2 separate regions of the Homo sapiens genome follow, and region 1 is linked to region 2. The links are chromatin loops, found by intact Hi-C in ENCODE. Cell type or tissue: endothelial cell of umbilical vein. All regions are shown on one strand. Links, peaks and the distances in the headings refer to the core of each region. The heading gives the core; the rest is flanking DNA.

Region 1 (16,739 bases), core at 4,583-12,582, 62 kb before region 2:
TTGCAAGTTCCTCTCCTGTATTTTAAAATATGCTAAGAAAGAATGTTTAGAAATTGTATGTGCTTTCCTGATCCCGCTCTTTCATTGATTCAGCAATATTTACTGAGTGCCTGCTTGCGTGCCAGGTGTTGTCCCTCCTTGGGAGTCTTAAGTTTTAAGAGGGGAGACCTTCATAAATGAGTATGTGCCGGGGGTGGTGAAGCAGATACAGAATAGGGTAATGAGGGAGAATCAGCTGGGTGGGGTACTGTCTTAGCTAAGGGAGGATCAGGAAAGTCCTGGTAAGTAACATTTAGATGAGACCTTAGTAAGGTGAGGAAGGCAGCCTTTTGGATATTAGAGAATTCTGGGCCCTAAGGTGAAAGCATGCTTGGCATGTTCAAGAAGTAGGCAGGAATGTTTCTGCAACACAGCAAGGAGGGGAGTGGTGGGAGGGGTGCCCTAGAGGGAGCAGATCAGGTGTGACCTGTTGGCCTGCTGTCAGGGCATGGTGATGTGCCCCACATGAGCAGCTTCTGAACAGAGGAGTGACTTGCTCCGACAGTGGGGCTCACACTGGCCGCTGAGTCCGGTGGTCTCTGGGGGTTGCTGCACACCAGGCTGGGACTGGTGGCTGGGTGGTGTGGCAGCAGTGGTCGTGATAAGAAGCAGCGAGATCCAGGCTGCACCTTGAAGGTAGAGAAAAGAGAATTTGCTCCTAGAATGGCTGTGGGTGAGGGTGGGCAAGGGCTGAGGAATGGGAAAAGCTAGGCGGAGCTGAGATGCACTGAAATGGCCCTAGGGTTTGGTAATGGAGTGCTTGTTGAATAGTTCCTTAAGACTTTAACTTTATCAGACTTACAGAGTTCATGAAGCTGTTTTAAAACAAACAAAACCATAAAAATCTTAACGTTATTATTAAAGAGAAAGAAACATCTTAAACATTTTAAAATGTTTAGACAACGTTAAATTCAGTTTTGAGAAGTCGTAGTGATACTGTTTTTTTACTGTAAGCCTGTTTATGTGAGGAGTGGATAAGAGATCTGATTGACAAGGTTTTAAAATTCTGCGAAAAGCCTGTGTGGAAGAAACACATAAGGAGATGAAAAGGATGGAACAAGTGTATAGACTGTGGTCGTTTAACCACCCTTTGTGAGATTGTCTTCAGTCCTCTCAGCCTGGCCTAGGCGGCCTCAGGGCCTTGTCAGCTTGCAATCCATGGCTGCTTCTGCTTCTGCATTTCCCTCAGTTCCTGGCCATCTCCTCTCTCTTCAGTCTCCATGCCCTTTGGCGTCCTCTCTCCTTCCCCACTTCCCTGCCTCTTCTTGGTGTCTCCCACCCTCCCCACTCCTCACTCATGCCTCCCAGCCCCTCGCTAGCCATGGCTCTCCTCTCTCCCTTCTTTCATTTCTCTTGTGACCTTTCATTCCCTCTGGAATTTTAAAAATACACAGCCAAAGTCCTCTCTTCCTGCTGAAGAGAAAGCTGCTTTCCTTTTCCTGCAGCGCCTGCTTGTAACATCAGGCAGCTGTTGATTGTCTCCCCATTGCTGCTGCTTGAGGATTTGTCGCTGTGAGCTGAGAGGGAAGTTTTGCACATCAGAAAGAGCCTGGTTTATTTTGAAAAACAAAACAGGACTCCAAAGTGGTGAATATTTTGAGTATGGAATAATGATCCTTAACTGTATACATCCGTATCCGTTTGGGGTCATTTTTATCATGTTTGCTTCTTGGTTTGAAAAATGTCTTGGCAGCCATCCAGCCCTTGTAGAGCCTCAGGATCAAATGGTTCCCTTATGTGTAGGAAGTGAAGCTTCACTTTGAAAACCTCAGCAGTGAAGAAGAGAGACTGACTGAATAATTGAGAGGTTGAAGGAAGCTTCTGGTGAATGGATCCAAATCAAATCTTTGAAGAGATTTATGTGGCAACAAGGCAGTCCCCTCTTTACCCTCGCCTGGCTTTGGCTGTGAAAAAACACCTGCTGTGTTCATGTGGCCCCCTTCTGTTAAATTTACCACATTTTCTCACCTCAGGAATCACAGGAATAAGCAAAACAAATGTGTTCCAGCTAACATAAATACATGGGCCTACCTCCCCCTTTTTTCCTCCCAGTTTTCTATATACTTGGAACATTCTAATTATTATTTTTATTATTATCATTACTATTTTTTAAGAGATGGGGGTCTTGCTATGTTGTCCAGGCTGGACTCAAACTGTTGGGCTCAAGTGATCCTCCCACATCAGCCTCTGAGCAGCTGGGACTACAGGCAAGCCACAATGCCTGGCTACTTATTACTAAACTTCGCTGCCGCTGGCATATTAATTTGTTCTAACTACCCAGTGTCTGATCTGACTACAACAGTCTTGATGAACGGGTTTCCCTTGGCATTTTTACATGAATACTTTGAAGCAGCTGCTCTGTGAGAGGGTTGGTGAAATAAGCACCTGAAGGTGTGAGTTCCCTGCTGTGCAGCGGACAGGCTGGGCCTCTGCACCTCCTGGGCCTGGCAGGCCTGCTGCTCTATGAAGAAACTAACCTCTCATGCCAGTGCAGACCCTACTCGTTCTCCAGTCTCAGCTCGGTTCCTGGCCCATCCCGCGGCCAGTGCTCCCTCTTCGCACTGTCTCCCCTCTGCGCGTCACTCGCTTGGCAGTTCATCCTCTGCCTCCTCGTGCTGACTTCTGATCCCCAGCTCTTCATTCCTTGCGGTCTTATTTCTGAGTTGATTGTCCTCCGAGTTTGTAAACTTATTAAGGGTAAGGACTTAATGATGAAGATAGTTTCTCTCCATATGAGAGGCTTGAAGAATATTGATGACTCTTTGTTCAAGGTAATCCTTTTAAAAAGTTCTTCACTATAATTGAGTGTCTTCAATCCAGCATTTTAAAACTTTTAATAGTTAATAGTTATGAATCAGCACATTAAAGAGAAAAACTTTTACATGCCTCAGAAACCAACCTTAAAAATTTTACTTTTGGAGCCTGGTCAACACAGCAAGACCTTGTCTCCACAAAAAAATTAAAAACATAATAAAATAGCTGAACATGGTGCCATGTGCCTGTAGTCCCAGTTACTTGGGAGGCTGAGGTTGGAGAATCGCTTGAGTCCAGGGGTTAGAGGCTGCAGTGAGCCGTGATCATGGCACTGCACTCCAGCCTGGGCAACAGAGCAAGACTCTGTCTCCAAAAAAAATAATAATAATAAAAGTACTTTTGGAAAAAGCTCACACATTAAACTCTTTCTTCTTGTTCTTCCTACTCCTCCTTCTCCTCTTCCTCCTCCTCCTATCACCTGACCTCTTTTTCCTAGGTCTTTCAGATAATCATGAATTCTGGAGATCTTAGACCTCAGAATCACACAATAGGAGGCCTTTCATCTCAAACTCTCAGTTTATTTCTCTGACAGTGTGCGTGTATGATGTTCCTAATTGAAGTTGCTTTGGGGCTGAGACACTTCAAATCTTGAACTGAAGCCAAAATGTGCCAGTTTCTGTCAAATTCTGTACCGGATACTGCAAATTAATTTTGCTTTTGCCGAGTGTCTGTGAGCAACACCTGGGTCATGTCTTTCAGGCTAAGTAAACTTGGTTTGATCAGAGAAGCATTTTGGAAGAAATGCTAGGTCAGTTTGTGAAGCTTTAAATACCAAGGTATGGGTAAGGGTGGAGCCAAAGTAAATGGCTGCCTTCTGCCTCTGAGAGTTACATTGATGGTTAATCAATTTCACATATATTATGCTAAAAATACTGTTCCTTTTCAGGAAGTCATCCAGATTGGTAGAACTTAGGAAGATAAAGAGGAGGAAATAGAGATTAAAACATTAAAAAAAAAAACCCAAACAAAACAAATCTTAGATTATTAGGTTTTTAATTAAACATGATGAACACATTCAAATATAACATAAAGGCCCCAGGCTGAACTGCACCTAATCGAAACAGATTAAGTCACCCTTCCATGCTTGGGTGGTTATTAATTCTGTTTATTTATGCATGCGAGCTGAAGGTAGCATTTGCTGCTGTTGTGTTGGTGCTTATTGCACTGGGATTCCGTTGCCGCTTGATGCTGTGCTCTTAATTAGCATTCAGCTGTTGATTATGGAAATACTGGGGATGCTAATTGAATTCTTTTTAAAATTCAGGGCCTGCATTTTCCTTGTGGAGTTTGGTTTGACTTGCAAGATTGTAAGATTGGGTGCTCCAGTGAGCTGTGCATCTCACTCTTTGCTTCCTATCCACTTAGCTGCGTTTTGGTTTTTAAAATTATTTTCATGTTGAATTCGCTTTCCGCAACAATCCAGGTGTTGCACAAAGTGAAGGTTCTGTTGCTTACCATGTTACTACAGGGTGTTTTTATTTCATCTTGGGTAACTATAGCTTTTATCTTGAAATACACTACCCATTAAATATTTTATATCAATTTTGATGTAATACATTGAGGTGAACAATCTAGATACAAATAAGCTCTGAAATTTTTATCCAAAAATAGTTAATCTGTGGTAGTGATAAACCTTAATTGGCCATGTACATGGATTTATTTACAAGCTCATAAATTTTAAAACATCTAAATCTTCCTTCAATTTAAAGCTCAGTCTATCATAAATATAAATGAAAATCCTTCTTTCAAAATTGACATGAGATGGCAAAGTAATTTTCTAAATATTTGTAATCCAGTGAACCCGTGCGGCCGGTCAAGGAATTACTTACACAGAATACACACAACTATTTGCAGGGTGTCTTTCCCCAGCAGCATCTCCAGATGCCTTTGTTATGCCCTTTTTGGAATGTCTGCTTGAGAAAACATTGTTTTCATTGTTCACTCTTTTCAAGCTAGGCATCTGAATGTGCCAGAAGACGGGGCTGCTTAGTGGGGCAAAAATACAATGAATTTTATTTACTGTTTGCATGGCAGCTGAGGAAAATGGAATTCACAGCAAAATCCCCGTTAAGATCCAATAGCAGCAGGAGGTTGTGGAGGTGAAAACAGCAAGGAGGACAATGACAAAGAGGGAGAGAGGCTCTCAGAGCTTGTAGTTATGGTTACGTGGATTTCAGATACTAATAATCTTGGTGATTTTGTTTTAAAATTTTACATCCACAATATAGGGGAAGGGTTAGTTATATTTATTTTAGGAATGGTAAAATTTCCAGAGTTGTTGACCATTTTATGTAGTCATTCAAAAATGATGATAGGAGAGTCTTGTAGGTCATCTAGTACGAACCTTTTCACTTTCTTATTCTTTTTAGGGTTTTGTGCAGATTGTTTTTTTTATTGTTAGAACAACATCCTAAAATCATTAAAGGGAATTTAAAACCTCACCACTAACACGTCGTCTCACAGTGTCTGGCTTCATCGTCTCATTTGCTGGCTTCTTGCTCTCTTCTGGTCTTTGTTTATGTACGTACGTGGTTTTATGTCATTGTCAACTTACGTATGTGTACAGGTTTGCATACATGTGAGTTGAGTCAGAACATTGAAATTATCTTTCTAAAGAAATTATAACTTGAAAATTTTTACAATTCATTTGGAACCTTTGCCATTAACCCAAAATATAGATACAATGTATCTACTGCATCACATAGTAGGTACTTAGTACATTTTAAATTGAATCACAGTAGATTCTCCTCTCTACTAACCACCCTTCCTCCAGTTTTAAATGACAGTGGTACTGTTTCTTATGAAGAACTAAATTTGTATATATGAGAGTAGGAAAAATAAGAGAAATAGAAATGTTGATATATTACACGTATGTACATATTACTCCATATTATGTATTCTTAATGTGACCTATAGTGAGAATTAGCCCTTAATATTAAAAAAGAAAAATGTAGATTCAAGTGAGATTTGCCTGAAGTTCCAACTATTAATAAAATTGGACTATTTTTCCTATGGTTAATTCCCATCGGCCTTTGAACCAAACCCTTGCTTAAAGAAGTCAATAGTATGGATAGAATGGAGTTTATTGTCAAGTCCTTTCGGAAATGAGACAGCAAATTAAAAATCAATTATATGCACAGAAAAGTTGGTGTAAGGCAGTCAGTTCTGTCAATTAGTTTGCAGAAAGATTCTACTGTTTAACAAGCTCTAAAGAGAAATGTATTTTTAAAACCCTTTAGTAAATGAAATAGGACAAGCATTTTATTAGAAGGGAAGAGATATTTCAAAAATGTATTTCAGTAGTTCATGTCAGTAGAAGTCGCCTCTGGGATAAATGTACAGATTCAGCTGTGACCTTTCCATTCACATCCACGGCTCACTACTTTCTAGGCTTCCTCTTTATGCTGTGGTCAAAGAAGTTAGTATGCCCATTTTGCTCTTTGTGTTTAACAAGATTATTCTTTTCTTAGTGTCTTTAACCGGTACTTTTTTTAAGTCCATCATCCCCAGCCCTACTTTTAGATTAAAAAAATAAAAGCCAGCATACCTTGTGCTGTTCTTTAGGGCCGTGTGTGTGTATGTATATGTGTGTGTGCGCGCATGCGCACACGTCTGTGTTTAGACATCAGGGCTATACAGAGACCTGGAAAGTAACCCCACATTGAATATAAGCACACCTTAAATTACTCCTGGCTGCTTGGGATAATCTTTTTAAATCGAAGAGTACTTTTGACGGTATATTTTTCATTTTTGCTTGAGCGGGGAGTAAGGGGAGTAATGGGGGGAGTCTTCAGCTTGAAAGATTAATAAATACTAGAGCAGTGGGTTATTGAAGCCATGTTTCCATCTCATTTTCAAGGGCATGTAAAAAAATGGAGATAGCATACACTTTCAGCCACTCTCTATCATCTTTCTCTGTTCATTTAAAAAATGAGAACAAGGCACAAGGGGACTTGAGAGATTGCATTTGTTCTCCCATAGACAGTGGTTATTTTATAAACGAAGAGGATGGAAAACCCTTTTCTTGTGCAGTTTCTTAGCAACAGAATTGGAGTCAGTTTTAATGCGTGTGCTTAGAACATTCTACGTATAGTGACATTGGAGTCTTACATTTTCACAGGTGAGACATATTACATTGGTAACTGGAATTGAATGTTGGGAGAAGGAAACAGGAAGTGAAAAATGAGAACCCTACCATGAGAGGAAGTCATTCATTTAAAGCTACCTCCTCTCTCCTGGCATACTTCTGTCTTAAATCTAAAGTCTCCCTTAGGCTAGGCGCAGAGGCTCATGCTTGTAATCCCAGCACTTTGGGAGGCGGAGGCAGGGAGATCAAGTGAGGTCAGGAGTTCAGGACCAGCCTGGCCAACATAGCGAAACACCGTCTCTACTAAAAATACAAAAATTAGCTGGGCGTGGTGGTGCGTGCTTGTAATCTCAGCTACATGGAAGGCTGAGGCAGGAGAATCACCTCCCCAGGAAGCAGAGGATGCATTGAGCCAAGATTGTGCCACTGCACTCCAGTCTGGGTGACAGAGCAAGACTCTGTCTCAAAAAAATAAATAAATAAATATATAAAGTAAGTAAGTAAGTCTCCCTTAGGTAGAAGTAGTGATGGCCTTGGTAGCCCCCTAATTGCCATCTTCACTAGAGTGCCAGCCTATTTTGTATCTTCTCTAGTAGTGTTTTGTTATTCTTTTCCTAACACCCTGCATGCAACTAATTGACACTTAGATTTGATTTTGTTTTTGCACTTGCCTTAAGACATTTTTCCGAAGTACCTTTATATAGGTGAATTCTAGTGTGTTTTCCACATTTATGAGGCAAAGTACTGAGCTATCAGGAAGCAGCATGTGTTTGGTGGTTATAAGGGGAGAAAGACAGTGCCTGATATTGGCCTCACCACCTGAGCATGGGGCCTCAGGATCTGTCTGTCTGGCTCTGCATTCCTTGCAGAGGAGTTTGGTGTCGGTTTGGCTCTTCCTGTGATTGTTGACTGTGTGAACATGAAGATAGAATGATTCCTTCCTACTTACCAAGTTTCTCATTCAGTTCTGATTTTAGCTCACTAGTTGAAATTCATTCATTCTTTCATTCTGGAAATATTGGTAGAGCATTGACACTCTGCCAGGTGATACAGCAGTGAACAAAACAGACAAAATTCTCTGCCTTCATGGAGTTGAGATTGTAGTGGGGAAGGAGGATAGATTAAAACAGTCTTGCTAAGTGACATGTATAGTGTGTTAGTCCTGAAAAAATTAAAAGCAGGAAAGTGATAGGAAATACCAGGTAGAGGGGTTGAACTTTTTCTTAAGGTAGCCATGGAGAGTTCACTTTTGAGTAAAGACCTTAAAAAGTGAGGAAGCTAGCCTTGCAGATACATAGGGGAAGAGAATTCTGGGCCAAGGAAACAGTGCAAAGGCCCTGAGGTGGGAGCATGCCTGAGTGTGTTCCAGGAAGAGCAAAGATGCCCCGGAGTGGATGGAGAAGATGAAGTCGGAAGGCCACCAGGATCTTAGACCAGAGATGTTCACTCCTATTTTGTACCTCACAGTTAAATTACATTATCAAATTAATGAGGAATTCTTGAGGGCTGTTCTGTTTTCTCCTAACATTGTATCTCTCATAACAGTGTTTTTACGGCTTCAGTTATGTAGGACTCTGAGTCATGCATTCCTCTGACTTCTGCAGCTGCTCATTGTGTCAAGATTGAAGCGTTTTTGTTTTGTAACTGGTTTAGACAATATTTACTACATAAGTTTACTATAAATTCAGCATTTGTGAGAGGAGCTGTTTTTCCTGAGTAGGAGCAAGAAAATACCTGGAAAGAAAAGTGTACCTGCTCTACCTCTATCTTGGAGCAGTCATTACTCTTGTTATCAGCCTGTCCTGACAAATTTTAATTCAGGAAGTGAACACTGTGGAAAACTTAAAACTGTAGATGTCATGCTCTGAATTATAACACCTAATGAAAAGAGTCATCTCAAAAATCTTCCTTTCTTGAGTCAAATACCCTGGCTTTGAGACTCAGCTCAGGGGAGAGTCCCTCTAATACTGCTGTTTGACAGAAGAGGCCAGCTTCCCTTGTCGGCCGGCATTTGCTTGCTCTAGGCCTGTGGTGATTATTCTTAATGTCTGGAGGATGGATGCTACGTGCACTGACTAACTAGAATGCTGGGCCAAGCTTAATGTTCCCTAGTAGTGTTCTGATATTCTTCTTTCCCCAACACTCGTTCTTCTGAGAGGTTAGGGTGCTCACGAGGCACTTTAGAATGAGGAGTGGCCCATGACTGATGAAGGCCGGGACGTCACTGCATTTTGCAGGCCCTGCTGCACCAGGTTGGTTTGACAAGTTCATTTAGGTGCCTCCACACAAAACTAGGAAGTCTTGAGGGCAGGGTTGTAGTTTAATTCTTTTTGTATTCACAGAACCTGGCCCAGCACCTGGAGCAGGATTGATAATAAGAAAATATCATTTGAGTGGGTGGAACAGAAGAGAAACCTCACATTGCTTCAGTGCAGTGACCTCTTTGGCTGAGCTCTTGAGCTGCCACCGTCTAGGGAGAATTAATTAACTGGATGTGTCCCTGTTCTTTTCCTCTCAGTAGCTTGCTTTGGAAGGAGCAACCAACTCCTTCCAGTTTGTGGTTTTATTTTCTAAATTCCAATTAAAAAAACTCGTTCATTGCCAACATCACCTGATGTGTACTGATGATACGTGTGGTTGAGATGTTCTATTATGGGAGAATGAGTGATGGAGAAGGAAAGAGCTCAGTGGGCAGCACAGGTGAATCTGGCTGTTCTAACACACCTTCCCATACAACTCAGCACTGTTCCCCCAGTTCAGGAATCGTGCTCCCTTGTGATCTCGCCACTGCACTCCAGCCTGGGTGACAGAGCGATACCCTGTCTCTAAAAAATAAAAAATAATAATAAAAAAAGGAATCATGCTGCTAAGAACACCAGGAAGATTGTTATTCTGAAAATAGGAGGATGCCCAGAGTTGCCCTGAACAGCTTCGTCACCACTGCCCCGTGTCCCTCCTGGCTCTGCTGTCTGAGGGCTGCTGACGTCCTGGCACCTGAGCTCTCTGGGGAAGGCACAGTTACCTCCTGAAGAAGATAAGCCAGGCTCTTCTCTTTCCTATATGGAAAACTCATTTTTGGGGTGGGTTGGTGGGCAGAAGCAGGAAAAACAGGCCTGGTGGTTTGTGGAGAGAAAACTGGCCTGAGAGTCAGAGGTGTGGGTATCAGTACTCAGATTGGCTGCCACCTGTGTGGCCTCAAGAAAGTATGATCTCCCCACTCCCCTTCTTGAGTCTTCAGTTTTGTGGGGGTTTTTTTTTGTTGTTTGTTTGTTTGTTTGTTTGAAACAGAGTCTTACCCTGTCGCCCAGGCTGGAGTACAGTGGTGCGATCTTGGCTCACTGCAACCTCCACCTCCCAGGTTCAAGCGATCCTCCCGCCCCAGCCTTCCAAGTAGCTGGGATTACATCCTCACACCACCACGCCCAGCCAATTTTTGTATTTTTAGTAGAGATGAGGTTTCACCATGTTGGCCAGGCTGGTCTCGAACTTCTGACCTTGTGATCCACCTGCCTCGGCCTCCCAAAGTGCTGGCATTACAGGCGTGAGCCACCACACCCAGCAAGTCTTAAGTTTTTTTTTTTAATCTAAAAAATTATAGGAAAAGGAGAAGGAAAGGGAAGGGGAAAATTCTGAGGTGCTGGCAGCTGTGTTTGACAGGAGGTCAGGATTAAGCCCATCTTGGTCTGCTGCCTGCCCCATCCTTTCACTTCCCAGGTGAAAAATTGGCCACATGATTTATCTAAAGCTAACAGAGTCATTCCTGTTTAAGAAATTTGAAAACACACGTGTACACATGCATGTGTGCGTACACACACACACAGTGTCCTTTTGTTACTGAAAGTTCTGGGATCTCCCTTGAAGCTGATTTGTAAGTTTTGATCATACTTTTATTTTTCTAAGCTTTGCCATTGACAGTAATGAAACCAAATCTCCTAGGCTACAGAGATGCAGGCTAATGAGTACCATAGACTCCACCAGAGTGGGAGGAAGGATGGCCCATCACTGCAGCCATGCTCTGTGCTCTTCTGTCCCTTGTGCTCCCCTCAACAGCAGCTTGGAGTCTTCTCTGGGAGCCACTGTTTAATATTAAAATCTGTGGAGGTGTCACACATTTGCTAATAAACTGTTTTCCAAACAGACATGTTCATCCTAAATATTACTCATTTTCTTTTTTCAGATAGGGCCTCTAATTAATTAGGGTGACAGAGCTAAGTAAGCTTGGTTATCCAATTTTAAAAGAGAATTTTAGAAAATGAATTAAAAAAAAATTTTTTTTTGAGACAGAGTCTTGCTCTGTTGCCCAGGCTGGACCAGTGCAATGGTGTGATCTCAGCTCACTGCAACCTCTGCCTCCCGGGTTCAAGTGATCCTCCCACTTCAGCCTCCCCAGTAGCTGGGACTACAGGTGTGTGTCACCACACCCGGCTAATTTTTGTATTTTTAGTAGAGACAGGGTTTCACCATGTTAGCCAGGCTGGTCTTGAACTCCTAACCTCAAATGATCTGCCCACCTTGGCCTCCTAGAGTGCTGGGATTACAGGTGTGAGCCGCCATGCCCGGCCTAAGGAGATCTTGATAAGCAAAGGTTTGGGAAACTGGTTGACCTCGACCAAAAACCCACCTAACATTAATCTAAGAAATAAAGGAGCTTTGCCTAGAGAAGACCTGGAGCTTTGATCTGTGGTGATCTCTCCCACGTTGAAGTCTTGATTTCATCAGGCAGAGCTGTTCCAATTCTCAGAGCAGCTTAAAGAGTGGGGTGGGCTCTGGATTTTTGGGATCCTACTGCTCAGTTCAGTCCATGGAAATGAAATTCTCCAGTCCTTTAGCAATAACAAAAGTAGAAAATTATTTTCAGATCGTCCTTTGAGACAACCCAACTTCTTTGTCAGCTTCATAGTCACTTTCCAAGTTTATGACCCCAGAGCAATCTGACCTTGGTAGCTTGTCTCCCTCATTAAATTCTCTGACTTCATAATCAGCTCACATTCCCTTCCTCTCTCTCCCTCTCTTTTTAAATATCTGTAAAACATTCAAATGATCCACGTAGATTTATCTTGCTTTTAGGCCACACTCTGAGATGTGTAATCCGGTTGCTCACACATTTAGAGGAGTCCATGAGCATCACGCCATGCTACTCTCCACTGGTTTGAACATCTTAGGCACTCAGGCATTCCGTTACGAAGATGGGCATGTGTACGGGTGCACTCTACTGAGCCTGAGTATCTTCACAAAAGGGGTGGTGGATTCTTGAAGGTGAAGAGCAAACATTTTTGTCTGTTTCTGGATAATTAAATTTACCTTAAAAATATACATGGAAAAAGGAAGGTCTTTATTTTTCATCTTATACTGAATTTAATTCTACTGCGTTTCCATTCCTACTCTTGTGTGCAGGGCTCTGCTGGATGTTTGAGACCGTTGTATCCACTGTTTGCTCTCATAATTCTTCCTCTAGTTGAATCTTCTGTTCCTATCATTGTTAGTTTGTTCTTCTATTATTCAAGTGACTTTTTTTTTATTTGGCTTAGTTTTTTGGAAACAAGACTTAGAAAAAACATTATTGATTTCTGTGTACAAAAGGAAGGGAGCGTATCAGTGACTTTAAACAAACAGCATTTGTTCTTTCACTGCTAAGATCTCTGCAGGAGTTACCACCAACCTTGGTAACTGCTTGGCAGTATGGCAGGTGACATGCCATCCCACTGTGGTATCCTTGACTGATTTGGGTAGTGGGTGTAAATGAGTGCTTGAGTTGGATTTATCACCACAGAATCTAGAGAGGGGACAGCAGCCACACAATTGAAAATTTGTTTTGAGTGCCTCTTTTGCTTCAGATGGTGTTCTGGGGCTCACAGGGCCTGCTGAGGTGAGCAGCTTGCTCCCTGCTCTTGGACAGGGAGATCAGGAAGGGTGCTGTAGAGGAGGCTTATTTGAGAGGACCTTGAAGGATGGATAGGATTTCACCGGGCAGAGTTGACAGAGGTTAGTTAATTGGAGAACAAGGGCTAAAAGAATTTGAGTGGTTGGTTAGTAGCAAGTTGTTGCCCAGTTTGGATGAAGCTTATGGGTGGGGGAGGATGTGAGGTAGCTAATTCAGAGCCTTCCACTTTTGACTGAGAAGTTTATGTTTAATTCAACAGGAAACGAGGAAAAATTATATATTTTTGAATGTGTGGGGAAGGATAGGACTGGAGCTGCCCTTGAAGACCAGTCTGGCAGTAGCATTGGAAGAGTGGAGGTGGGCTGAGGACGTCTTGTAAACTTGGCTGTGCGTTAGAGTCATCGGGAGAACTTGAAAATGCCCCAATGCTGGCCTGTACCCCAGCAAGTCAGAGCAGAATCCCTAGGGTGGGACATGGGCATCCAGGCCCTGAGAACTACTGGACTGGATCAGGACTATGCCCCTAGTGAGAGACGTTGAGAGCTGTCGGTGTACAGCAGCACTTCACACTATTAGCACGCTGGAGTCACATGAGGAACTTCAGACACACAGAGCAGAAACTTGGGTCCAATTTAATTCATCTGGGGTACAAGTTTCCAGTGTCCCAGGATGTTAGGACACTAATATGCAGCCAAAGTGGGTGGAAGATTGGGCTAGAAAATTGGTGGGAGGTCGGGATGTTGAGGCAAGGAGTATTTTTTTTGTTCTTTTTTGAGATGGAATTTTGCTCTGTCACCCAGGCCGCAGTGCAGTGGCACAATCTCAGCTCACTGCAACCTCTGCCTTCCGGGTTCAAGCTGTTCTCCTGCCTCAGCTTCCTGAGTAGCTGGGATTATAGGCATGTGCCACCACACCCCAGCTAATTTTTGTATTTTTAGTAGAGACGGGGTTTCGCCATGTTGGCCAGGCTAGTCTCCAACTCCTGACCTCAAGTGATCCACCCGCCTCAGCCTCCCAAAGTGCTGGGATTACAGGTGTGAGCCACCGCGCCCAGCTGAGGTAGTGAGTATTGACTGCATTGTTGACATAATGGATAGTTAAGCCCCAGGCTGCATAGAGAACATGGGGAACCAGTACAGAAGTGGTAGAGGAGTTGAGGGACACAGTCAAGAAGAGGGATGTTGTGGGGGTCATGGTAGCTGTGCAGTAAATAGGGAAAATCTGTAGTTTCACATCTTAGGTATGGCTACCGGTAGATGGCTAGGCTGGAATAAAGAGCACCAAGAATGGTAGACACAGACTATTAGAAGGGCCGTGGGCAACCTTTTCCACGTTCCTGAGAGTGCTGTCGAAAGGTAGGATGGAGGAAGAGACTTAGCTAGCTAGGAAGAGACTTTGGTGCTGGTCACAGGATAAGAAGGAGATGGGTTTGGCAAGTGGTTGACACTGTGATGGGGGAACCCGGATGGGCATGGTTGATGAGACGGTGAGACAGGATTGCTACTGTTGACAAAACAACTTCTGGCCCTATAACTGGAGGGGTTAAAAGGGATTCTGTGTGGATCTGAAAGTGAGAAAGCTGCAGCAGGGCTCGGGGGTTGGGGTATGAGGCCTTTTGGAGAACTGCGTGTGAGAGGACAGTAGGTCTCTAGGGGACGTCGTGCGAGGCATCAGTTGGGATTTGCTAAGGTGAGCTTCTGGTCAGAAGGACGTCTAGTCTGGACTGGGCTGGGAATACAGGAAGGGCTGGGAAGGAAGGAAGCGTGTGCTATGCTGGTCATTTAGGTCCCATGGAGAGGGAGGTGAGCGTTGCCTCCACACGCAGCTCTGCTGGGTGCTGTGCTTCTCGGTGGCTGTTGGAGCTCCTGGCTTCTCAGTGGGATCACTAAATCGTTAACTGGTAAATGGAGCCGAAGTGCATTAACATGGAGAGGTTGAAGGTGGAGGAAAGGTACGAGAAGATAGAGTTTTGTGAATGGAAGACTATGTAGACTAAGATCGCAGATTCAAGTGTTGGCTGTAGAATATATTCCTGCTGTTTGTCTCCTCAGTCACTCAACAATGAGTACTGACTGTGTACGAGGCACCTTCTCAACTCTGGGAATAGAAATAACCGTGGAGGTACTGTTCTCATGGGATTTGCATTCTAATAGGGACCACAGACAAATAAGCAAATTAACTTAAATAAGATGAATTCAGGTAGATGCCATGAGGAGGATAAACTAGTTTTGCCACACACAGACTGAGTAGGGTAGAAGTTGTATAGCTATAAAAGTGACTCCTTCAGGGTAGAAGCAGCTTCTCATTCCATGTTACTATTCTCTCTTGAGTAATTCTGGGTAAATGATACCACTGATCATTCATGTCAGTCAAGAGTGATCTATATTTTTCTAGCAATTCAAATTACTGACCCCCATCCAATAATCTTTGTGGTCATGTTTCACAATTGCCTATAAACTGCTCATTGTTAGGACCTGCTAAATAAATGTCTTTAGGACTCAATAACTTTCAGAGTTTAGAACAGATTAAATTTAGCTGAAAGGAAAGATGGGATCTCTGCTATGGAAGTGCAGTCACGTAGTGGTCTTTGACAGAGCAATCTGTGCGTTTTTCATACCTAGATGTGCATTTTTCAGCATGAGTTACACAATAGTAGAATATTTTTAAATTCTAACAAGATTCTTTGAAGTTTTTTCATGACATTTTGGATTGGGGGAAAGATTAGAAGAGAAAGGTCTGGTTCTTGTTAAAACCTTTGCTGATAATCTTATGTCAGCTGTGGGTGAATACTCCCCATGGCCAGGAGAGACAGAACAGGGAGAAGTTGGAGCTGAACCCAAAATGGGGCTCTGTCTAGCCGGCGGAGTTCCCTTTAAATGTCACTGTTGTTTCGTTTTCTTTGATGCTTTCTCAGTGTAACATGTTTTATCCAAACAGGCTGGAGGGCCTAAAACAAACAAACAGAAGACATGAAGGAGCTTGATGTGTGGATAATTCATTTCCTCTTTGTAAGGAACATTTCTTTGATCCTTTATTAGGCCACAAAATGTTTCTGCCTGCCGTTAGCCATTCTTGACTGTGTTGAGAGGCCCCGCCAATTCCAGCCGGCCTGGATTCAGAGCAGCCTGATCTTCCACCAGCCTGGGAAGAAGGCTGTAAAGGCCGATCTCATGTCTCAGGGCTGTCCCCAAGTTAACCAAGCGAAAGAGCTGCAGTGCTGTTGTGTGAGGTTTCATGCGTGAGGTTTCCTGTGTGAGTGGTGCTGACATCGTGTCCAGTCATTCTTCAGTTTGATTTTTCAAAAACAAGAAATTCTGGTTCTTCTTCCTTTTTTTTTTTTGTTTGTTTATTTGTTTGTTTGTTTGATTGATTGTTTGAGATGGAGTCTTGCTCTGTCACCGAGGCTGGAGTGCAGTGGCGTGATCTCGGCTCAGTGCAACCTGCGCCTCCCGGGTTCAAGAGATTCTACTGCCTCAGCCTCCCAAGTAGCTGGGATTACAGATGTGCGCCAGGGCCATCTGGAGGCCTCTGCACACGGCAGGCATTTAATAAATGTTTCTTCAATGACGTTTCCTATTAGCCACCATGCCCAGCTAATTTTTATGTTTTTAGTAGAGATGGAGTTTCACCATGTTGGCCAGGCTGGTCTCCAACTCCTGACTTCGTGATCCACCCGCCTCGGCCTCCCAAAGTACTGGGATTACAGGCGTGAGCCACTGCGCCTGGCCTTTTTTTTTCCCCCTTTTTATTCCCTTCCCTCACTTCTACTTTTTTCAGATAACTCTTCATCTATCTGTGGAAAATGCACCCAATAGTAATTATTTTCTTTAGAATATTTATGCTGAGAAGACAAAAGTGTTGGTAAACCTGCTTTCTGGTTGAGTCTGTGCCTTGGACCAGTTGCTGTACCTTGGGAGA
Region 2 (16,739 bases), core at 5,773-13,772:
ATAGAGACGGGGTTTCACCGTGGTCTCAATCTCCTGACCTTGTGATTCACCCACCTCAGCCTCTGAAAGTGCTGGGATTACAAGCGTGAGCCACCGCACCCGGCCTCTATTTTTTTTAAAAAAAAGCTGGGTGCAGCGGCTCAGGCCTATAATCCCAGCACACTGGGAGGCCGAGGCGGGCGGATCACGAAGTCAAGAGATGGAGACCATCCTGGCCAACATGGTGAAACCCCGTCTCTACTAAAAATACGAAAATTAGCTGGACGTGGTGACGCGTGCCTGTAATCCCAGCTACTCAGGTGGCTAAGGCAGGAGAATCACTTAAACCCGCGAGATGGAGGTTGCAGTGAGCCGAGATGGCACCACTGCACTCCAGCCTGGTGACAGAGTGAGACTCCCATCTCAAAAAAAAAAAAAAAAAAAAAAAGCTAAGATTTTATTAAGAAAAATAGAAAAAGAATAACCACAAAAGAAAGCAATTTTTAACAAGGAAACATAAAGGTAATAGCAGATATTAATGAAATGGGAGGAAAAAATGAGATGATCCACATTAAATCAAAAGCTGATTATGTGAAAATAGCAATATAGGCTGGGGGCTGTGGCTCACGCTCGTAATCCCAGCACTTTGGGAGGCCAAGGCCAGAGGATCACTTGAGGTCAGGAGTTTGAGACTAGCCTGGCCAGCATGGTGAAACCCTGCCTCTACTAAAAATACAAAAATTAGCTGGGTGTGGTGGTGGGCGCCTATAATCCCAGCTATTCAGGAGGCTGAGACAGGAGAATCACTTGAACCCGAGAAGCAGGAAAAAAAAAAAAAAAGAAAATATGAATATAATACAGCAAGGCTGATCTTGTAAAAAAGAAGGACAAGTAAACAGTATTAGAAACAAAGAGCCAGTGCAGGAGAGAATTTTAAATACACAAACCCACACATGTAAGGGCTACTGTGAAAAGTTTTATGATAGGAAATTTCAAAAGAGACAACAAAATTCTTAAAATTGACTCAAGAATAGAGATTCCAAATATGCTAATAATTATTAAAGAGACTGGATCATTGGCCGGGCGCGGTGGCTCATGCCTGTAATCCCAGCACTTTGGGAGGCCGAGATGGGCAGATCACGGGGTCAGGAATTTGCAACCAGCCAGGCCAACATGGTGAAACCCCGTCTCTACTAAAAATACAAAAATTAGCTGGGTGTGGTGGTGCGCGCCTGTAGTCCCAGCTACCAGGGAGGCTGAGGCAGAAGAATCACTTGAACCCGGGAGGCAGAGGTTGCAGTGAGCTGAGATCGCGCCACTGCACTCCAGCCTGGGAAACAGAGCGAGACTCCATCTCAAAAAAAAGCGAAAGAAACTGGATCATTGGTTTGAATACCCCTTTCCCAGCACCAGCGCCCCCCAGGCAGTTTTACAGGTGAATATACCTGATATTTAATTAACAAATCTTTAAGCTATTTCTCAGAGGCTAGGAAAAGAAGGCAAGCTTCACAACTTTTTTTAAAAGGCTAAGTTTAACCTTGATCTCAAAACCATATAAATACGATCTAAGAAGGAAACATTTTTTGTAGGCCAATCTCTCCCTTCACCAAGCAAAACATAAACGTCTTAAGTGGAATATTACCGAACTGAACCCAGCAATGTATAAAAAGTACTACATGGTGAGCAAGTAGGAGTTATCCCGGGAATGCAAAGATAGTTACCATGAGAGACTCTAGTCTTGTGTTCCAGCTGTCCACCGTTGCATGACATACCATATCAACCCATCCAACCTTTTTGTTCTGTTTATGGATTCCATGGTTCAGGAATTTTGAATGGGGCAGTAAGGGTGTCTTATCTTTGTGCCGTGATTTCTGGGGCCTCAGCTGGGAAGACACAAATGGCTGTGTGTGACATAAACAGCTGTGATCTTCTTTACTCACATTTCTGCCACCTGGCTGTGATGGTGACTCTGAGGCTGAGCTCGACTGGGATGGAAACCTGGCGTACCTATACTTGGCCACTGCATTTGGCTTGGGCTTCCCACAGCATGATGGTTGGCTGCGTTCTGTGGCCATTTCTGACCTAGCCTTAGAAGTTACACAGCGTTGGCCGGGCGCAGCGGCTCACTCCTGTAATCCCAGCACTTTGGGAGGTCGAGGCAGGTGGATCACGAGGTCAAGAGATTGAGACCATCCTGGCCAACATGGTGAAACCTCGTCTCTACTAAAAGTACAAAAATTTGCTGTGTGGTGGCGCACGCCTGTAGCCCCAGCTACTCGGGAGGCTGAGGCAGAAGAATCACTTGAACCTGAAGGTTGAGGTGGAGGTTGCAGTGAGCCGAGATCATGCCACTGCACTCCAGCCTGGCGACAGAGCAAGACTCTGTCTCAAAAAAATAAAATAAAATAAAATAAATTTACACAGCATCACTTACACTGTGTTGTATTGTTTACAAAGCAGTCACTAAGTCCAATTCACATTCAAGGGAAGGGAAAGTAGGCTTTTTTTTTTTCTTTTTGGATAGGGTTTAGATGTCGTTTAGGCTGGAGTGCAGTGGTACATCACGGCTCACTGCAGCCTCGACCTCCCAGGCTTAAGCAGTCCTCCCACCTCAGCCTCCCGAGTAGCTGGGACTGCAGGTGCATGATGCCATGCCTGGCTAATATTTTTATTTTTTGTAGAAATGAGGGCTCTCTCTGTTGCCCAGGCTGGCCTCGAATTTCTGGGTTCAAGTGATCCTCTTGTCTCAACCTCCCAAAGTGCTGGGATTATAGGCATGAGCCACTGCACCCAGTTATAGACCCGATATTTATTTGTTTATTTATTTATTTAGTGACAGGTTCTCACTCTGTTGCGCAGGCTGGCGTGCAGTGGCAGGATCTCGGCTCACTGCAAACTCCACCTCCCGGGTTCAAGCGATTCTCCCACCTTGGGCTCTGGAAGACCCCATCTTTTGATGGGGAGTTACAAGGTCACATTAAAGATTATGTGAGGTGGGAGATACTGTCTTGGCCGTCTTTGAAAATGCAGTTTGCTACGTAATATAACTCACTGAGAAACAAGTGCATTTGTTTTCATAGTTGCATAAAATTCAGTGGGTGAAATGCAGTGTTCTTTGTAACGATGACTTATAGAAGACTAGGAATGACAGGACATGTGCTTAATGCAAAAAAGAATAACTCCCAAAAACTATTAAGTGACATATATATATATATATATATATATATATATATATGGTTTTTTTTTTTTTTTTTTTGAGACAGAGTCTCACTGTGTCACCCAGGCTGGAGTGCAGTGGTGCAGTCATGGCTCACTGCAGCCTCAACCTCCTGGGCTCCAGTGATGCTCCCGCTTCAGTCTTCTGAGTAGTTGGGACTACAGGTGCACGCCATCACGCCTGGATAATTTTTGGGTTTTTTTTTTTTTTTTTTTTTTTGAGATGGTGTTTCACCATGTTACCCAGGGTGGTCTTTAACTCCTGGACTCAAGTGATCCTCTTGCCTCAGCCTCCCAAAGTTCTGGGACTTTAGGCGTGAGCTACTCATGTAGCCCCTATGCATCATATTTAATGGTGAAACTGTCAGTCCTTCACTGAAAATAAAGAGCAAAATAAGGTTGCCTACTGTCATCACTAATATTAGACTCTTCACTCAGATTTCTATATGACACAATTGGACAAAGACCCTATATATGTGTGTTTATAGAAAAGTATATAAATATATGGCCAGGTGAGGTGACTCACTCCTATAATCTCAGTGCTTTGGGAGGCCAAAGAGGGAGGATCACTTGAGGCCAAAATTTCAAGACCAACCTGGGTAACATAGAAAGACCTCATTTCTACAAAAAATAAAAATATTAGCCGGCCATGGTGGCATGCGCCTGTAGTCCCACTACTTGGGAGGCTGAGGTGGGAGGATTGCTTGAGCCCAGGGGTTCAAGTTATAGTGAGCTATGATCATACCTCTGCACTCCAGTCTGGGTAACAGAGCATGACTTTGTCAAACTATAATATATATGTACACACACACACACACACACACACACACACACATATGACACAGGAATGGAAAGGAAGAGACAAAACTGATTTGTAGGTGATATATTTATATTAAAAATGTAGACACTTAATTAGTGGAGCAAATGAAAATATAGAAAAATTTTACAGTTTAAAGATTTTTAAAAAATTGGTAGTATTCCTATGGACCACCACCAACAAAGTAGAAAATGTAATATATTAAAAATACTGAGCCGGGTGCAGTGGGATGACCTTGTAGTTGCAGCTACTCAGGAGACTGAGGCAGGAAGATCACTTAGGCCCAGGAGTTGGAGTCCCACCTGAATGACATAGTGAGACTCTGTCTCTTAAAAAAAAAAATGCTGTTCACAGTGGCTACAGAAACTTATAGTTTATAAGATTCCTAGCAGTAAGTACAACAAATGATATGCAAATTCTTTATTTTTTTTTTTAAAAAAAGACATAATAAAATATTAAAAGACCTAAAAAAAAGACGTAGATAAATGGAGAGATGATGCGCCGATGTTAATGGAAAAAGTACTCTGCATTATAAAGATCCCCTTACTCTCTCATTGCTATATCATTTCAATCAAAACTTTAACAGGATTTTTTTGTGGAACCAGCAGACTGATTTGTGTGGTAGAATAAAGGTCCAAGAATAGCAAGAAAATTGAGTAAGAAACAAGGAAGATAGGCTTTATACAAATGAGATAAGACTTGTAAAGTTAGAGTAATTAAGACCTGGTGGTATTGATGCAAAATAGAGACGTCAGTGTAATGGGGGCAGAACTATGTGATATCCGTGGGGAACTAACCAATTATTCAGTAAATGGTTTGGGACCAATGGGCTTAGCTGGCATATGGGAACAAAATAAAATAAGATTGTAACTTTCAGATAAGTTAAAGCCAGGAAAAACAAGACTTTAAAACTGTAAGAAAATAGAACATTTTAATGTTCCCTGAGTAGGGAAGGGTTTATAAGAAATAGTACAAAAAGTACAACTCAAAAAGTAAATGATAATATATTTATCTATATTAAGACTTAAAAAGTCTGTGTTTTATAGGAAACCATAAAGTGAGAAAAAAGTGACAGACTGAGAGAAGATATTTATAACATAACTGGATTAGTATCTAGAATGCATGAAGAACTTGTAGAAATCTATAATAGACACAAGCAGTTCAATAGAAAAATGGGTGAAAGATGAGAACAGGTAGTTTTAGCTGAGAAAATCTGAAAAGTCTGCAAAGTTTTGCAGCCTCACTAACAGGGAAATGCAAATTAAAATACACATATTACTTCACACCCGTTATATTTACAAAAAAGTTTATCAGTTCTAAGTAGAAGTGAGGTTGTTGAAAAGCAGGTACTCTCATGTACTCCTAGTGGCCGCGCACATTGATGCACCTGTTTGTTGTTGAGATATGAAGTGAAAATCACAGATACCTGTAAAAATAGCAAATTTTTCGATGTATAGCAAGGCCCTGTGCCAGATTCCATGGGTGTAGTGGATTGCATACCCAACTGGTCATCAGAGTCACCTGACAAAATCTGTTTTTAGGCTGCGTATTTTCTGGTGATCTTCCAGAGTTGGGGAAGACTCCTCCCCCACACTAGAGTTCAGTGAATACTTCACTGGGGAGTCAAAACATAAATACGCATGATAAATAATAAGAAAAAGGAAAAATCATTTAAGACTGATAACAGATGTTAGAAGCACTACGTGATTAATTGCCAAATAAATTGTAGAGATGGTCGTTGTTAATAGAAGAGGATCTTATTTTACACTGGGGCGGTCAAGACACACGTCAGGAAGAAGCTGAGACTTGAACTAGGCCTTGAGTGATGGGGAGATGGTGAGAACCAACCCTGAGCAAAGCACACAGGAGAGCAAAGCTATGGAGATTTCATCAGCCACACTCAGTACTAACCCCCTTGCCTGAGAGTCAAGACCTTTTATACTGTGGTCCAAATCAGCTTCTCCAAGCCCCTTCCCTACTGCTTTTCTTTCTGCACCTCTGGCCCTTGCCAAACACTCAGGCTTCCTGTCTGCCATTTCTTCCTGCAGTGTTCTGCCCAGAATGCCTGCCCTTCTGTTACTCCATGTGGAAATGCTCTACATTTTTAAACTTAATTTCCTTCATTAATCTTTCTCTAATCTGAGGAGGATATAACTCTGTCCTTTGAATACCCCTGTAGAACATCATGCCTCTCTTAGGGCCTTTCTCTGGCTCTGCATTGTCTTATGAAATTCTATCTTACACCTCCCTTTTTGGATTGAGCTCCTGAAGGCAAGGACTGTCTTACTCACATTATCTTCATCATGGTGCCTTGCACCTAGATGCTCAAGAAATATTTGTATGATTGAATTAAAGTTGAAAGTTGCAGTCAATCTTTTTGAAGATTATTCTGGCAACAGTGTGTATCAGAGAATAAAGAGCCTGAAATCAGAAAGTACAAATAGCAGAAGGTCTTGGGGGATGGTGCCCAGTAAGAACAGGAAAGATCAGAAGAGTCAGGAACTTACTGCATATGGGGGAGGAGGTAATAATGGTCTAAGGCGCGTGGATCCTCAAGGCTTAGAGAACTGAGAAGCCAGCAGGAAATAAAACTGTAGCACAGTTGGGTTATTGCCATTTTGGTGACAGTTTCATGTGTTTTTTTTTTTTTTTCCTGTGTGAGTGTGATTTTGCTCAACATGAGTTTGGTAACTGGGATCAGAAAGGTTTTGTTCCTTGGTACATTTTACAGAATGGTTGCTAAGCCAACAGAACTCAGAATTGAGTTCAAATCCCAGCTATCCCACTTATTCTCTGGGGGTTTGGGGTAAGTCTCTTAGATGCTGTAAAATTTAAGTTCCTCAGTAATGAAATGGGGGCACAAATAGAACCTCCCTCAGAGTCGTAGTGAAAGTCGAATAAGGCAGCAGTGATTGAGCTCTTATTATGCACTAGGCACTGTTCTAAGCACTTGAACTTACTTAACCTTCATAGCATCTCCATGAGGCAAGTGGTGGTGTTGCCATCACAATACGTGTGAAGAGAAAGGAGGCAGAGAGATTATGATGACTTGCCCAAAGAACACAGAGTTCACACTGAATTGGAACTGGAACTTGGGCAGTGTGGTTGCAGAGCACCCAGTCTTAGCTGCTGTGCTGTTTCTGACTCAGTATCTGTCACATAGTAAACATTCCATTAGAATCAGCTCCTGTTTCTCCTCCCAGGGAAGACACACAGTACATTTTGCCTGAGATAACTGTCTCACCAGATGTGTATACAGTCACGTGGTAGACTGGAAAGCACATTTGTGAGTGTTAGTTCTCATGGTCCTTTGAGTTTTCCCTTACCTTTAAAATGCAAAGATGCTGTTGAAAGTGAATAAACTGATACTGTGGAGAAAGCATGATATATCACAAAGAATGCCATTGTGGAAAAAGTTCACTTTGACTGCTTAATGAGGGGGAGGGGTCTCCTTTGGGGGATGATGAAAGCGTTTTGGAATTAGATCTGAGGGCTGCACGCATTGTAGATGTATTAACTGCCTCTGAATTGTAAACTTTAAAATGATTAATTTTATGTTATGTGAATTTTACCTCAATAACAATTTTTTTAAGTTAATTCGAGTTGGGTTTTACCTTTGGAAGTATAATTACAAAGCGGGCAATACTTCATGCTGTTAAAATTAAACTTGATTTATTAGACGGCTGACTGCTTCCGTTGTTATCCACAGCTGAAAAGGAGATGAAGATCCTGCTTGTAGCTGAGCAGTCTTTAGAAGTCTGCTGCATTCTTCCCAAATTCCATCACTCTAGTCAAGAGTAAGAGGATTTGATAATAGGGGACTGGTTTCCTCTCGGCTCTGTGATAACTGGGGACTGGTTCCAGGAGGGCAGGTACTTTGTATGTGAGTTTTCATGTACTTCACATTATGTCCATGTCACGTTCTTCAACTTGATCAGCCTTTGAATTTTGGCATGGACAACAAACTCCACATTGAATTCAGCTCTAGAAGCTGGGATTCAAATTTGACCCCAGAATGGACCCCAAGTGATAGCACAGCAGCCCTTCCCCCCTCCCACTTTCCTGATGGTAGAAACAGGATAATTAGCATAGGTTTTCAAGAGATGATCTCTGCTCAGTTGTTCTGTGCCTTCTCACTTGTCACTAAGGCTCTTAGCCCTGGCTTGAAGGCTTTTGCTAATATTTCTTGGGGAACAAAGTCTTTCTCTGGAATCCATTCAAGGTGGGTAGTTAATGGAATGGCTGTCCTTTAAGCACAGAGAGAGGGGTGGTGTCACCTATGCCTTACAGAGCAGAATAATAATAATAGAATTGGTCCTCGTTCGAGTGTTCCTTCTCAGATTTGTGCTCCCGTGTTCCTTGGGCACTCTCACTGGCTAATTCTCTGCAAACATCACAACTCAGGCATGGAACCTCTCATACTTCCTCCTGTGCCCCCACTGCAGGCCTTCAGTGCATGGTGGTGGTTTTGGTTTTGGTTTTTGTTTCCTCTCCTCTCCCGTTTTAGAAACACGGATGTCTTATATTCCCACAAAAGAATTTAGGAAATTAACCTGTTTACAAAAAGGTCCACACAGGTTTGACATTGCTTCCTCAAAGCACCTTGTTCACAGTTGCCCTTCTAGGTCAAGCTCACCTTCACCTTTTTTTTTTCCTACCTCCAGCTTCAAATGTCTCCAGGTGCCTGCATAGCTGAGCAGGAGAGGTTCCTTTTTTATGCAGACAAGACCAAAGAGGAAATTGTTCATTCTTTTTTTTTTTTTTTTGAGACAGAGCCTCACTCTGTTGCTCAGGCTGGAGTGTAGTGGCGTGATCTCAGCTCACTGCAACCTCTGCCTCCCGGGTTCAAGCTATTCTCCTGCCTCAGCCTCCCGAGTAGCTGGGACTACAGGCGTGTGCCACCACGCCCGGCTAATTTTTTATATTTTTAGTAGAGATGGGGTTTCACCATATTGGCGAGGCCGGTCTTGAACTCCTGACCTTGTGATCCACCCGCCTCGGCTTCCCAAAGTGCTCAGATTACAAGCATGAGCCACTGCACCCGACCCGGAAATTGCTCATTCTTTGGTATTATTATTTTTAGTTTCTTTGTACTTGATTTATTCTGTGGGCAGGAGAAGGGGAATATACAATATCTTATTACAGGAAATACTAGACACCTTATCTGAAAGTTTAGTAACAAACTTCCCTCATGGAATGCCTTTGGGCTGTTTGGCCCTTAAAATATGTTTTCTTTTTTATTTTATTTACATTTATTTACTCACTCAACCACTCAACAGACGTTTGAGTTTCTATGGGAAAGACATTTTAGATAGATGCTGAGGATATAAAAATGAGTAATACAGTTTCTCTCCCCTTAAAGTATTAATCACCTGCTAAGAAATGCAAACAAAAACCAAGTGTAACTGTGGTAAGTGCTTCATGGAGATATAATATATATATATACTAGTAGTGGATTTTATGGTTTACAGAGCAAGTTAACGTATTTTTTTCTTATTTCCTTGGGGTAACAGTCTTCTGAAGCAATTGGGTGACTCTGGCTGAGAGTTGGGACTCAGACCTTATGATTTGTCACTTTTTTGTTGCTCATTCCCCCTCTCCAGCACTGAGTGATGTGGGATTCCATGACTGATAAGTTTGTTCTCTGCAGTAGCTCCTTTCTTAAGTTAAATTACTGGAAAACGGAAATGTGTGTGAATTCCTTTTCCACTCCCGCTGTCCTTGGACAAATTATTTCATCTCTCTGTGCTTTAGTTTTCTCATCTATAAAATGGTGATAATATTATCTGCTTCCCAGGACAGTAGTGAGAATTAATTGAGTAGTTGATGGTCAGAATGATCTTGCCTGTATGTAGTTGTCGAACTTCAAATATTTTGAGAATCTGAAAAGCAAGAAATATTTCTCAAAATTGTTTAATTTGGAATTGTGGGCAGTATGTTTAGCATACTTCCAATCAAGATTTTGGTGAAGCTTTTTAATAATGGGGAAAGCTCTGTATAGTGTTGTGTGCAAGATGAATTGTGTCTGTTTACATTGGATTTCAGCTCTGTCCTACCTGTGCAGTTAGAGCCACCTGCATTAGAAATTGAAAGTTGGGATTATAGAATGTCAAGAAATGGCAGCTAATTTGGTTTTCCCAAAGTATAGGTCACCATCCTTCATCTTGTCTTTCTGGTCTCAGGAGCCCTTAGTGGAGAAATCAGGGATTTTTCTTGGGTTATGGTGTATAGGATTTTGCAGTGTTTTAAGTCCCCAGGTGGAGATTGGAGGTGGCCAGCCTTCATGGCAAAATCGTGGGCCTTGAGCTCCTATCATCTGAAGCTTCTAATTGCCCTTCAAATTATAAACAAAAAATGAAGGAAGTTTTAAAAGGTATTTTTATATGTTAATATATTTTCTTAGCAACATTTTCAACTCTATATAGTTTTTACTTTTACCTGGATACTAGTAATCCATAGTTGATTTGATGCCATTAAACTTTCATTCATGTAAATTGTCTCTGTATTATGTAGTTGCCCAGTTCTGGATGCATCAGAGTTGAGGGTTGCTATTTTATCTTACCTATGCTTTTCAAATAATATTGATAACAGAAATAACCAGAAATGGACCTTGCCTGCGCTTGGGTCCATTTGTTGGGAGATGCCCATTATGCTTTATGAACACTGTGTATTATTCTTAAAACACCTTGAGCTGTTAGAAAACCAACCCCATTTTATGAGTAGAATTAAACAGGACTTGGAAAGGGGGAGTGCTCACCCAGAGCAGTTTAGATTGAGTCAGCAAGAGAAAGGAGGGTCCCCTAAGCCACTGCTCTTTGTCATGCTACGGTCCAATCAGAAAGGCCCAGATGATGTGGATGCTATGGTTCCTGGCTTTGGGCCCCCAGTCACACAGGCCACGCTAAATAGGATACTGCATCTTACTTGGCATTTATTACCCTTGATGGAGGCGGAAATAAGAACTGTTGTATTTGGATCTTCCTAGAGCAGTTGGTGAACTGATGGTGCACTAGACTAAAAAATTCACAGAAACATCTGGAAAGGTAAGATCAAGTACTATAAAGTGTAGGACAGTTTCTGGCAAAGTAGCCTCCTTCTTGGTAGGTTGAGTCTTTGGGAACTTGGGGACGAATCCCTGCAGAAGTCCAATCTGAGCACCTTGCTATTCCTTCTCATGAGTAAGCCCACCACATTCTCCTTCTCCTACTTTCAGGATAAACTTCATCATGGTATTTTGGTGCACATCTTCATTGGGTAGTATCCAACTATATTTTCCACCGTCTCTACATGGTTTAGAATCCTTTCATTTTCTATGAAATGGAAACCCTTGAAAATGCCCCCAGAGAATGCACATCGTGTTCTCTGCAGCACTCTGTATCGCTTGCTTTGGTCAGAGGGCTGCTTCACGAAGAGCTGAAACTTTGCTCGCAAACATCCCTCCAGGGCTGGTAATCTTCCAGACAGGATGGCCCACTTGATAGAAATGTTTTCAGCACAACCTTGCAGCAGATGTTTGCTCTGGTGTGCTGGCGTAACAGATGCTGACCATATCTCTTGAGGGCCTCCACGTCCCTCATAGATGGACTCTACTGCTAGTGTGAGTTATGCGTACTTCAGGGCCATAATTAAAGCTCCTAGATGGAGGGGTGGGGGTAGATACTGGCTGTGTTCAAAGTGGGTGTTTATGGTTGATAGGAAAAGGCAAATGTTTTGTCTTTGCTGAATTTTTAGAAAGCTAGGAATGAAGAATGAGACCCAGGGGAGAGGAAAAAGTTTTGGCTAAGTTTGTTTTTATCTAGATAGATAGATGGATAGACAGAGAGATATATAGATAGAGATATTCATTTTCCAGGTTAGGTAAAAATATAAGCATAAAAGGATTTTTTTAAAAAAGGATTTTGTTAGATTCACCTTTTTTTATTTTTTCAATTGTGTATTTTGTTTATTTCTATTTCTTACAAATGCCCTCTGTGACATTTTTTGGTCTCAAGAATGAGTCATTAACCTGAAACCTCTTGAGCATGTACATGGCTTTTTAGGTTATTTCTTTACAAGGTAAGTCAAGTTGTTATTAGATTTCTTTATACTCATTCATCTTACAGATATTTACTGAAGATCTGTAGAATGCTGAACATTGTGTGAGTTGTGAGAAATGCAGCAATAAACAAAAGACATGTTCCCTGGTTTCTAGAATTTTATTTATTTATTTTTTCTGAGGCAGAGTCTCACTCTGCTGTCCAGGCTGGAGTGCAATAGCGCGATCTTGGCTCACTGCAGCCTCTGCCTCCCAAGTTCAAACGATTCTCATGCCTCATCCTCCCGAGTAGCTGGTATCACAGGCACCTGCTACCATGCCCAGCCAATTTTTATATTATTTAGTAGAGACAGGGTTGGCCAGGCTGGTGTAGGACTCCTGACCTCAGGCGATCCACCTGTCTCGGCCTTCCAAAGTGCTGGAATTACAGGCGTGAGCCACCATGCCCGGCCTCTAGAATTTTAATTCTATGAAGAAGACAGATTAGGTGAATAATTAGATATATAATTATAAATTCTCATAAGTGCAATAATGGAAATCTGCTGAGTATTATGAGAAATCATAACAGGGGGACCTAACTTAAGAAAGGAATATCTGAAGATATTTCAGTTATGACCCCAGAGATGAGGAGGGAAGGATAGAATCAGAAGAGCCCCCCAGGCCAAGGGATCAGCCTGTACAGAGGCCCTGGAGAAGGATAGGCTTGGAACTCAGGGGAAGCTGAAAAAGTAAGTGTAGCTGGAGTGTGTGGAGCAAAAAGGAGAATGGAGAGGGGTGAAGTAACAGTGATGGGGAGAGGTCAGGTCATGGGGACCTTGTGTGCTCCATGGCAGTAATAGGATGTCCTGAGGGCCTCTCAGGTGCCAGGCACTGTTCTCAGTGCTTTACATACATCGGTTCATTGACCACATAGATAGGAGGCTGTGTAACTTACCCAAGTATGTACAACTTGGAAATACCATAGCTGGGATTTACTCTCAGGCAGTCTGGCTTTAAAGTCCATGCTGTTGAACACCTTGCTAGAGTTTTGTGCTGAGAATGTGACAAGTTGATAAGGAATCTCAAACAGGGAAGTAACATCAGTTTTCCTGTTTATTTTGTTATTTTTAAGACACAGTGTGGAATTTGGGTTGTAGTAGGTCAAGGGGAGTGGAAACTGAGCGCCAGGTAGGAGTCAGTGTGATCATGGAAGGTGACCCCGAGATTGGATGAGGGTGGTGGCAGTTGAGGCAGAGAGAAGTAAAGTTTTTTTTGTTTTGTTTTGTTTTTTTGAGATAATATTTTGGAAGGCAGGATTGGTGAGATTTGGTGTTGAATCAGAAGTGGCAAATCAGAGAGGACAGCGTCAGGGAGGACCCCCCGCTGGCACAGAGCCACTGGGTAGGGGAAGTGCTGCTTGTTAAGATGGGGAGGTAAGTTTAGGAGGGAGAAGTGAAGATCAGGAGTTCCCTCTTGTATAGCTGGTTTTGAGATGTATGTTTGTTTTATGGAAGAATGGATTCAAAATGTACATAGTTTTTAACTGGATAAATATGATTTTTTAAAAATAGTTTTAAAATATTTACTAGATAGAAAGGAATTAGTTGGGAGAATTTTGGACTTAGGTTTCTGGGGCTCTGTCTTCACTATTTGTTTGGGTCTCTGAATGAGGCTGATAAATTAGTGCCCCTTCTTCCTTCCCCAAGTTCTGAAGAAAGAGAGATGGGTTCAAAATATTACCTATAGTTATTGATACAGTTCGGACTATGGGACATAGATTAGTGGGCAGGGGAAGAGCCTACCCTGGAGAAGAGGATCAAAAAGAGCAGCTAGCTCCCAAAACTACCAGGGCGCTGAACCATGCATGCCAGGTTTGTTTTTTCCACTCTCCAAATAAGCAGCTTCCCTACCTGGGGTGGGGTGACGACTGGCCAGAAGATGTGCCAAAGGCCTCTCTGTACATGAGTGTAGCTGTCTGGAGTGGGGTCTCTGCTCTTCTGTATGCCGTCGTTCTTGTCAGATGTGTCACAGGATGCCTCTGGGTTCAGATGTGGCGTGGTTGGTTGTGGCACATGGCTCTGCTTCAGGTCACAGGATGACTGTTTCTAGGTCTTGGATTTTAGGTGTCTGGTATTGGTTTTCCTTTTTCTGGTACATGCCCACCTCCTTATGTTAACATCCTCACTGTCTAACTACTCTTGTTCTTAACCCGTGATGTATTTTCACTCCTGCCAGAGAAATTCAGTCTAGTTTGGCTTTGTGTCTTGACAGGTCCACAGAGAGATTGAACAGGATCCTAGGGGAGATACTCTTTGGCCATTGGTGGTTGGAGGTGATGAACTGTTTGCAGAAGTGGATGCGTTTAAGAGACAGGGTCGTCATTGCTGCCCTGATTTCTCCTCACAAATGGAAAACTATTAATGTATACAAAACAACGTGCACTTAGCTGACGGATTGTTTTATTCGCATACTACAGTTGGGGCTTCATTTATAGAGGGAAGTGGTGAGGTTCCCTCCATGCGACCTTCCGTGGTGGCTCCCCGACTTCTCCTCCCAACATGAACCTCAAATTGACTGCAAAGCATGGGTTACCAAAGAGAATTCCACCCCTTCCTCATGGTTTTTTGTTAGCATGTGTGGCGGTAGGGGGGTCTTGCCTAAGACCTTTTTTGTGTTGTTGTAAACAAGAGGCACAGTGACCTTGGCTTTTCGTGCTAGGGTGCGCCTGCTGGGATTCCCTAAAGTAGGGGCATCCACTGAGCCGCACAGCAGCAGAAATCTAGAAGTAAATGGACGGGGTGGCACAGAGGTTTCTGAAATGGCCGTGAATAAAGAACAAGGCGTTGACGTCACACGCCAGTGGATGCTGGGGATGAAGGTTTTAGTACCTCCCGTGTATGTATTTAGTTTTTCAGGTTTTACACAGACATGAGAGTGGGTTGACATGAGTTCACAGACATATTCTTCATACCCCTGAGGCTACTTGTGCTGTAGATTATATTTGGAGACTGTTGACACCTATGGAGTAGTCATTTTCGGCCTTATCTAGAAGCACAGCTCTGCTTATTTTAGACTGATTTTGATAATTTTGAAGATTTCATGTCACCCTTCCCAGCTGACACATGTCTTTCTAAGAAGTGTCATTTCATAAGCACTGTACTTTCCTAAAGATAATACAATACTCAGGAAAACAGTGATCCTAAGAAAGAGAAGGGAGGTCATTTGGGTTTGAAGAGCAGGGACACAGAAGTGTGCTCCCAAGTGGGAGTATCCCTGCAGTGGGTGTGCTGTGGAGCTCGGACAGCACCTTTAGAGTGGGCGGGCAGGTGGCAGTGGGAAAAGTGAGGTCAGGTGGAAGAGAAGTCATTAAACCCCTTACCTAGCTGTCTAATGAGCAAGGAAGCACTTGCATATCATTTCCAAATTATCTGTAGAGAAGAGAAACCTTTCTTTAAATGCAGAATTGGAATATATTTGACAATCTTCTGGTTTAAATTTTTTTTAGTTAAATATTGAAGAGTTACAAAAGAATATAGCATTTGTGTATGGTATAAAAACAGCCACACGGTGAACTGTCGCCACCACGCAGCTTAAGATTGCACAGACTGGGCCGGGCGCGGTGGCTCACGCCTGTAATCCCAGCACTTTGGGAGGCCAAGGCGGGCGGATCATGAGGTCAGGAGATCGAGACCATCCTGGCTAACAAGGTGAAACCCCGTCTCTACTAAAAATACAAAAAATTAGCCGGGCGCGGTGGCGGGCGCCTGTAGTCCCAGCTACTCAGGAGGCTGAGGCAGGAGAATGGCGTGAACCCGGGAAGCGGAGCTTGCAGTGAGCCGAGATTGCGCCACTGCAGTCCGCAGTCCAGCCTGGGCGACAGAGTGAGACTCCGTCTCAAAAAAAAAAAAAGATTGCACAGACTGTTTCCTCTCCGGTGCAATCCCCTGTCCTTTCCACGCAAAGATAACCACTAGACTGGGTATTCTGCTATAACCCCCCTCCTTTTCCTTATGGCTTGCCTCATATATGTGTATTGCTACACAGTATATTAGTTTTGCATGTCTTTGAACTTCCTATGAATGGAGTCATGGAGGAAAAATGTCCTGCACCTTGCTGTTTTCATTCCCCTTTATCCCGAGAGGCAGCTCTGCATCCTGTGGTACTTCACAGCCTTGTATGAATAGAGCGTCTTTTCCTTCTCTTTTCTGCTGTTGATGGACATTTCAGTTGGTTCCAGTGTTTTGCTGTTGCATACAGTTCTGCTGTAAACTTTCTTGCACACATCAACTGGCACACATGCACACGAATTCTTTAGGGTATAGTTAAGACAATTTTTGAGTTACAGGTATGCGTATCTGCTATTTTACCAAGAAAAGCAGATTGTTGTTTTTCCAGCTGTATGTAAGAATTCCAGTAACTTCACATCCTAGCCAACACTTGATAGAATCAGACCTTAAAATGCTTACCAACATTATAAACTTGAAATGTCTGAGTGATTTTAATTTGTATTTCCCTGGTTTCCAGTCATATTGAGCATCCTTTAATGAGTTTATTGGCTATTTGTGTTTCCTCTTTATGAAGGGCCTATATAAATCTTTTGCTTACTTTTCAATTTGATTGTCTTTTTCTAGATTTGTAAGAGTTCTAGATACTCATCTTAAATAATGTGTGTTGCAAATACCTTCTGGCTTGTGGCTTATCTTTTCACACTTT

Evidence for each region. A loop is a pair of places that touch in the nucleus more often than their neighbours do. Peaks named below come from ENCODE experiments on the same cell type or tissue, not always from the same donor. Only the 100,000 strongest peaks of a DNase experiment are listed, where the experiment ranks them.
Region 1: it touches region 2 in a loop (2.5-fold over the local background); 3 of 110 quality-filtered maps call a loop at or near these places.

What each region holds. Positions count from the first base shown.
Region 1 is chr1:8,448,287-8,465,025 of GRCh38, reverse strand. All of the region lies in intron 11 of RERE (arginine-glutamic acid dipeptide repeats), which reads left to right. Among named protein-coding and RNA genes, the nearest start is that of RERE-AS1, 32 kb to the right of the region's middle. RefSeq lists enhancers at 4,501-5,398, 14,110-14,609, 15,514-16,013. In endothelial cell of umbilical vein, for the core only: no CTCF peak of the experiment used is centred there; DNase peaks (open chromatin) are centred at 7,875 and 8,605; H3K27ac peaks cover 2,045 bases.
Region 2 is chr1:8,387,514-8,404,252 of GRCh38, reverse strand. The region is part of intron 12 of RERE (arginine-glutamic acid dipeptide repeats); the gene reads left to right. Among named protein-coding and RNA genes, the nearest start is that of RERE-AS1, 29 kb to the left of the region's middle. RefSeq lists an enhancer at 8,325-8,524. In endothelial cell of umbilical vein, for the core only: no CTCF peak of the experiment used is centred there; DNase peaks (open chromatin) are centred at 5,962, 6,482, 7,102, 9,142 and 1 weaker place; H3K27ac peaks cover 4,382 bases.